Regions from separate parts of the Homo sapiens genome. Here region 1 is linked to region 2. Evidence: chromatin contacts called from ENCODE Hi-C or POLR2A ChIA-PET data. All regions are on one chromosome and are shown on one strand. Each heading gives the region's core, a stretch centred on a gene start or an enhancer-like site at or near the end of the contact. The rest is flanking DNA. Distances are from core to core; before and after follow the strand shown.

Region 1 (3,656 bases), core at 533-3,032, 350 kb before region 2:
CAGGACGGCTCCCCACAGGTGACACATCTGCAATTGATGGCAGTCTCACGTGTTGTGAGATTGAATTGGAAGGTTGGAAGGAGCCGCTGAGGACATTTTATAAGGCTTTGTCCCATGACCAACTGAGGTCGGATTCATCATGAATCCTAAGAGCTCATTCCAGAAGTGCCAGAAACGAACAGAGGTACAGAGTCTCTCTGAGTGCATGGTCACCGAAGAGCCTCCTCCTCCACTCTGGGAGGTGGGAAGCTTCATCCTCTTACCACCATCACCACCTTCATCATCGCTATATATATTTACATAAAGGAAGATCTATTAGGAGGGGTTGGATCATGCAATGATGAAGGCTCAGAAGTCCCACCATCTGCCGTGAATGACTCCAGCCTGATTCCGAAGGCCTGACCAGCAGGGGAGGCGGTGGTATAAACCTCAGCCCCAGGGCAGAAGGAGCCCATTGTCCCAGCTCAAGCAGGAAGGCAGGAAGAAAACAGGGCGGCTTTCTCATTCCTCCACCTTTTTGTTCTATTCAGTGGTTTGAATGATGCTCAGCTGCATGGGGAAGAGCCATCAACTTTACCTAGTCTACCAATTCAAATGCTCAGCTTATCTGGAAACACTCTCACAGACACACCGAGAATAACATTTGATCTGGGCAGCCCTGGGCAATTGGGTTGACCCATCCAGTTAACCATCACGAATCCTTTTTTCTTTCTGGAGGCAGGTCCAGAGTCCCCACTGATACTCCTGGCAAGCCCAGGCAGAAGCAGGTGTGCTTTTCAGGATGTGTCAACTGAAGACTGGGATTGTCCTGGACTCCCTCTTGGTCACATGCCACCCCTAGGTAGCCAGGGTTCTGGGAAGCTTGCCCACCCACTGAGTGGGGTGGAGGGACAGAGGAGCACACGCCAGCCCCACCCAGACCACGTAGACCAAAGGTCGGGGGGAGTGGGTCTCCACTAAGAAGACCAGGAAGTTGTTACCAGCGGGAAAATGGGAATGCAGCAAGCAAAACCAGATGTGCTTTGCATCCTTAAAGGGTTTTGAGTAGGTGAGGAAACCACTGAGTTTGCATTTTGGGTAGGATGACTCTGTGATTTCAAGTTACTTCAGATCATTAGGGGGTGCACCTTCTATTGGCTGAGCCCCTGAGGGCAGGTGCACCAGCTCATCCCTGACTCATGGTGGGGGCTCAGATGTTCTTTTTTGTGGTGGTGGTGGTGGTGGGTGGGAATGAATGGCTTCATCTTTGTGGCTCCATCTGTGACTGAGTCATCCATTCACCCTTTTCCCTGATCCCCACCTTTCAGCATCAGATAATATTGTAACTCTTCGGGTAGCTGTGTGGCAACAGTGGCTTGCCAACCATCACCGTGATTTATCCACTGCTGTGGGTTCCCTGGACAGACCCACAATTAAGAAGAGAAAGCGGCACAGCTAAATCTCTGCTGCCTGTGAAACAACATCTATTCCCACATTTTTTTTTTTAAATTTCTTGCCGCCTGTGAGCAGGGTTTATCTAAAGTGATTATAATGGGGTGGAGGGCGGTGAGATTCTTCTCTCGTGGAATGGTGCCATAGCGAGGCCAGCTGTCAAGGGGTTCAAATACTGGAGGCATTTTGCTAGGCCATGAAAATGCATGGAATCTGGAGATTCTTGAGCCAAAGAGAGCCCAGCTGTGGTCATTTGCCAATGACCTCAGGCACTTGGAGCATGCCTGGGCTGGACAGAGTGGCCTCTGCAGTTGTCAATCCAGGCTCTCCCAAAACACTGCCTGCAGCACACACTGTGTTGCCAAGTAACAGAGAACCACAAACTGAGAAGCTCATCCCTTTCTCCATTTGTCTTCTTCTTCTTTTTTTTTTTTTTTTTTGAGATGGAGCCTTGCTCTGTCGCCCAGGCTGCAGTGCAATGGTATGATCTTGGCTCACTGCAACCTCTGCCTCCTGGTTCCAGCGATTCTCCTGCCTCAGCCTCCCGAGTAGCTGGGACTACAGGCACCCACCACCAAGCCTGGCTAACTTTTGTATTTTTAGTAGAGACGGGGTTTCACCATGTCGGCCAGGCTGGTCTTGAACTCCTGACCTCAGGTGATCTGCCAGACTTGACCTCCCAAAGTGCTGGGATTACAGGCATGAGCCACCGTGCCTGGCCCCTTTTTCCATTCTTCAGAATCCCTCTAGTGATCTCAAAGAGAAAGTCTCGGCTTAGTGCTAATATGCCTTTAACCCCTAACATTGACCATCTCCATTGGCCACGAAAGCTCTGAGTATGGAGTTTATTTTGAAGTTGATTTGAACAGAGGGGGAGCTGGATGTGGCTCAGGACCATCAGTTGAGGATGTGCAACCAGGTGTAGAACAGTTTACTCTATTTATCTCCTGGGTATTTTCTGTGTATCAAAAGTGATGTTTCTTTTTCATTTAAGATAAGAATTTAAAATTTACCTTTAAATACATTTAGGGAACAAAGTGAGAGTTGATTGAAGGAACATACTAGCATGTGGGGCAGGAGGGAAGGATGGGTGCCATGCGGCCTTGCCTTTGGTTGCAGAGTGCAACACGTTGCCGGTAAGCACCCAGTGTGGCTCGGGGCCAGCAGGGCTGCGTCATCTGGGAGCTGGTTAGAAACGAAGACCCTCGGGGCCAGGCGCGGTGACTCACACTGGTAATCCCAGCACTTTGGGAGGCCGAGGCGGGCAGATCACGAAGTCAGGAGTTCAAGACCAGCCTGACCAACATGATGAAACCCCATCTCTACTAAAAATACAAAAATTAGCCAGGCGTGGTGGCACATGCCTGTAATCCCAGCTACTCAGGAGGCTGAGGCAGGAAAATCACTTGAACCTGGGAGGCAGAGGTTGCAGTGAGCTGAGATCGCGCCACTGCACTCAAGCCTGGGTGACAGAGTGAGACTTTGTCTCAAAATAAGTAGGTAAATAAATAAATAAATAAATACCCTCGGGCCCCAGCCCAGCCCAGCTGAGTCGGAACCTGCACTTTAACATGGTCCCTAGGTGGTTTGTGTGCCAATTAAAATTTGAAGTGCCCTGGTCCAGCACATTAGATGTGCGCTCCTGTCTCCTGGTAGGTGTCTTGAGGTCAGGGGCCCCACTTCTTAAGACCCAGAGCCCTACCAGTACTTTATTTAGCATAAAGTAAGTACCTAATCAATTTGGTTAACTGCTGCCTCCCAACCACTCCTCATGACTTAGCCATCAATAGCGGAGAGAATGCAGGCATTTCGGCAGCCAGAAGCAATGTATGAATGAATGAATGAATGAATGAATGCATGAATGAATGCATGAATGAATTGCCTTAAAATTCCTACCAAGCACCCACCATTCCCCAAACAAGATGCCAAGCTACAGGAATGCAGAGTTGATTCAGATAAGGCTTCTTTAGGAAAGTCACAGTCTCCTAGGGGAAACTGAGGCATGAACATGTAATCACAATACAGTGGATGAGTGAGGTGATAGTGCTATGCCGGGGACTCCTGGGAGTGAATGTTAGCTAATCCAGGATAAGGGAAGTTAGGGAGGGCTTCCTGGAGGAGGAGACTCTCCTTGCTGAGTTTAGGAAGATGAGCAGGATTTGCACAAAGAAGAGAAGGAAGAGAATTCCAGGCAATGGACACAGCACAAAGAGAGGCAAGCGGGT
Region 2 (3,189 bases), core at 383-2,882:
TCTAAACACCATAGGGTCCTTGCCTCTGTTTTTCCTCTGTTCCCTGCTGCAGACATAAATTTGGGTGACTTCATAATCCCTGCTTTGTGCCAGATGCTGCTGAAGCCCTTTGTCTTAAGTTAAAGAGGGGCACCATTATGATAAACGTGCCCATTTCACAGATAAGCAAATGGGCACACAGAGAGGTTAAGTGCTGTGACCAAGGTTACACAACTGGAAAATTCAGAGCCAGGATTTTGAACCCATTCAGGCTGGTTCCTTCAACCAGGCACTCCCCCTCTCTTCAGGCACATTTCCTTCCAGCTGCTCACTCTCTTCTGCTGTTACAGGAAAGCGGTCCCCATCCAGACCCCAAGTGAAGGTTCTTGGATCGCAGTTGCGCAAGAAAGGGTGAGTCCACAGTGCAAAGTAAAAGCAAATTTACTAAGAAAGTCAAGTGGTGAAAGGACAGCTACTCCACAGACAGAGGAGGACATTCCCGAAAGTAAGAGGAGGAACGCGTCCACCCTAGGTACAATGCTTGTATATATGGGCAGATGTGCTCTGCTACGAGGGTTTGTGATAAAGGATTAGTTTTCTTAATTACTGTATTTTACAAGAATCGATATTATTATCTTTAAAGTAAAATTAGGAATGCCTTTGTTCTCCAGATATCAGGATATCTGGACACTCCCAAGTCTGGGTCTGTTTAGTAAACATTATTAATTTGTTCCTTAACCATAAACATCTAGAGGCTCAGAATGCCTGACTTTCTGGGAACGCAGCCCAGCAGGTCTCGGCCTCATTTTCCAGCCCTCACTCAAGATGGAGTCGCTCTGGTTCCAACGCCTCTGACACTGAGACACTCCAGTACCCCCAGACCCTCCTCCTCCTCCCATCTCTCTCCCTTCACCCCTCCCTCCCTCCTCTCCTCTCTCCCTGCCTTCCTGCCCTTGCACTGCCAGGCTGGCATTGAGGAAGGTCGGCTTCCTTCCGCAGACAGCACATTTCAGCCAGCTCAGCTTCCTGAAGGCAACCCTCCTCCAAACCCTTTACAATTTATTTATCTAATTAAAAATCTCTCAGCAGCTCAACATGCTTGAAGAGTTCATATTTAACCAACACTCACGGCCACCCCAACCCATCCAGGCAGGGCAGGCCCTCCCAAGAGCCTTGCCCTCTCAGGCCCTGGGAGCTGGGCTGGGCAGAGCCTCCACTCAGCTCCCCAAGTCCACCTAGAGCAGGGGGGCCGGGCACCCCAGGCTCGCCCTGGCCCCCGCCAGCTGCGTTTCCGGCCAATGAACCTGCCGCTCAAAGCCTCCTTTTTAATTAACTCCATATCTCAGGCGGCCGGAGCACGTGGGCAAACTTCTGTCTGACTTCCCTGCGAAGCCCAAGCACACCCCAGTTTGCTTTCTAAGAATAGAAGCGGGAGATGGCGGGGAGGGAGGAGGCCGGAATCTAAAAATGAATGCGCAGCCCAGAGCGAAACAACCCAGGCCAGCAGAGGGGAAAGAACGCGGCGCACGCGTGCACACACACGCGCGCGCACACACACACGCACACACACGCAGAGCCCAGCCCAGTGGAGCTGTCTGCTGCCATCCTGGGTGTGAGCCGCGGACCTGGCAGCCTGCCCAGCTGTCTGGCAGGGATGGGGGTGGCGGTGGCGCTGCTCATCCCGGCAGCAGGCAGCTGGGGACGCCCATGGGAGTCTGGAATTTTTTTTTCTGGGCCGCTTGGTTTTCCCCAGTAGACAGAGGTGACTCACAGGCTGGCAGGCTAAGTGGCTCAGGGGATCATGAGAGCCCCGATGCTGCGGTGCAAAGTTCCAGGAATTCAGAAACCAAAATGCCTGGGGCAGGAGAAAGGGCAAGACTTAGCCCCCACCAGGAAGACCAGGGAGAAAAGGTAACTCCAGCTCCACTGTTGAGGGGACACTTTGGAAGAAATCGGGATGTCTACTTAGCTGCTAGTAATAATAACAATAAAAACAACACCACCACCAGCTGCCATTCATTGAGATTTTGCTCTGTCACGCTCCGTTCTAAACTCTATACTTGGAATATCTCGTGAGCCTCACAACAGCCATGCGTGGTACCACTACTCCTGCCCCCATTTCCCTGATGAGGAAACTGAGGCCGGGGAGTTTGCTGTGTGCCCAAGCTCACATACTCAGGAAGGGCTACGCCAGGATCTGAACCCAGGCGGGCCTCCTGCACCAGCAGCAGCACGTCCCTGAAAGCCAGCCCTGCCCGTGGGTGCCTATGCTTGCAGCTGTGGCACCCAGGAGTGGCCGGCACCCCGGGCAGACGTGCCGGTAGGAGTGAGGTTATGGTTCAGTATCAGGTAACAACGAACCAAACAGAGAGAAAGTTTTCCCCTCCCAATTGTCTTTCACCCTTCCTAATTATCTGTGAAGGAGAAAGTCTCAGTTGGGTGCCAACTTGTCCTCAACACTCCCTGAGCACTTGGATTCCTTTTTTGAACCAAGAGAGCAGGCTCACGCTCACGTAGACATGGGTAACACTATTTTACTTTCGCGGTGTTTATTTTTCCATCTAGTTTTGGAAAGTTACCCAGATTTCCTCTTAGGGTAGTGATACAGAGTTCACTTTTAAGACAAATTAAGTTTTGTAAGTTAGTCGAACATTTCAGAGGGAGAGAGATACTGAAATATTTGTGGATGCAAAGACATGATTTCTGGGGTATGCCTCAGAGTAATCTGCAGTGGAGGAGCGAGTGAAGACATGGAAGAAACAAGATCAGCCACGAGTGGACACTTTTTGAAGCGAAGTGATGGGTATATTACATATCATTTCAAATATTGTATCTTATATTGCAACATTTAATATGACATGTTATATATAATACATACATTATATATTATGAGTATATTGTATTAGATTAGATTACATTATATTATTCAGGCCACTTTTGTATGTATTTAAAATTTTCCATAATGAAAACATTTTTAATGCTATATAAAAACTTTGTTAACTTATCTTAAAGAAAAAAGCGAAGAAATAGTATGAGTGGCAGCCAGACATGGCAGAAAGTATGACGGTGAAGTGCAGACGACTGAGGTGTGCAGAAGGTTAACAGAGGACATGCTTCCAACATTTCCAAGTTCATGATTTCCTTTTTGGGAAGCAGGGGAAGGGGCAGGCCCTCTCTCCGGCCTCCCTCAAAGCTCTGCCCCTCTGGTCC

The links. A loop is a pair of places that touch in the nucleus more often than their neighbours do. ChIA-PET counts read pairs that join two places held with the same protein, here RNA polymerase II (POLR2A).
Region 1: a loop to region 2 is called in a map of posterior cingulate gyrus, with 2.5 times the contacts of the local background. The contact joins two enhancer-like sites. A Hi-C loop is called at or near these places in 1 of 168 maps with a recorded cell type or tissue (posterior cingulate gyrus). POLR2A ChIA-PET finds 5 or more read pairs at or near these places in 1 of 52 experiments (SK-N-SH).

The regions. Positions count from the first base shown.
Region 1 is chr20:58,100,502-58,104,157 of GRCh38, reverse strand. No RefSeq gene overlaps it. Among named protein-coding and RNA genes, the nearest start is that of CIMIP1, 49 kb to the left of the region's middle. Within about 2 kb of position 1,782, at least 2 of the 41 ENCODE cell types and tissues checked have a DNase peak (open chromatin) inside an H3K27ac peak, as active enhancers do.
Region 2 is chr20:57,747,239-57,750,427 of GRCh38, reverse strand. No RefSeq gene overlaps it. Among named protein-coding and RNA genes, the nearest start is that of NKILA, 39 kb to the right of the region's middle. RefSeq lists enhancers at 1,038-1,895, 1,896-2,755. Within about 2 kb of position 1,632, at least 25 of the 41 ENCODE cell types and tissues checked have a DNase peak (open chromatin) inside an H3K27ac peak, as active enhancers do.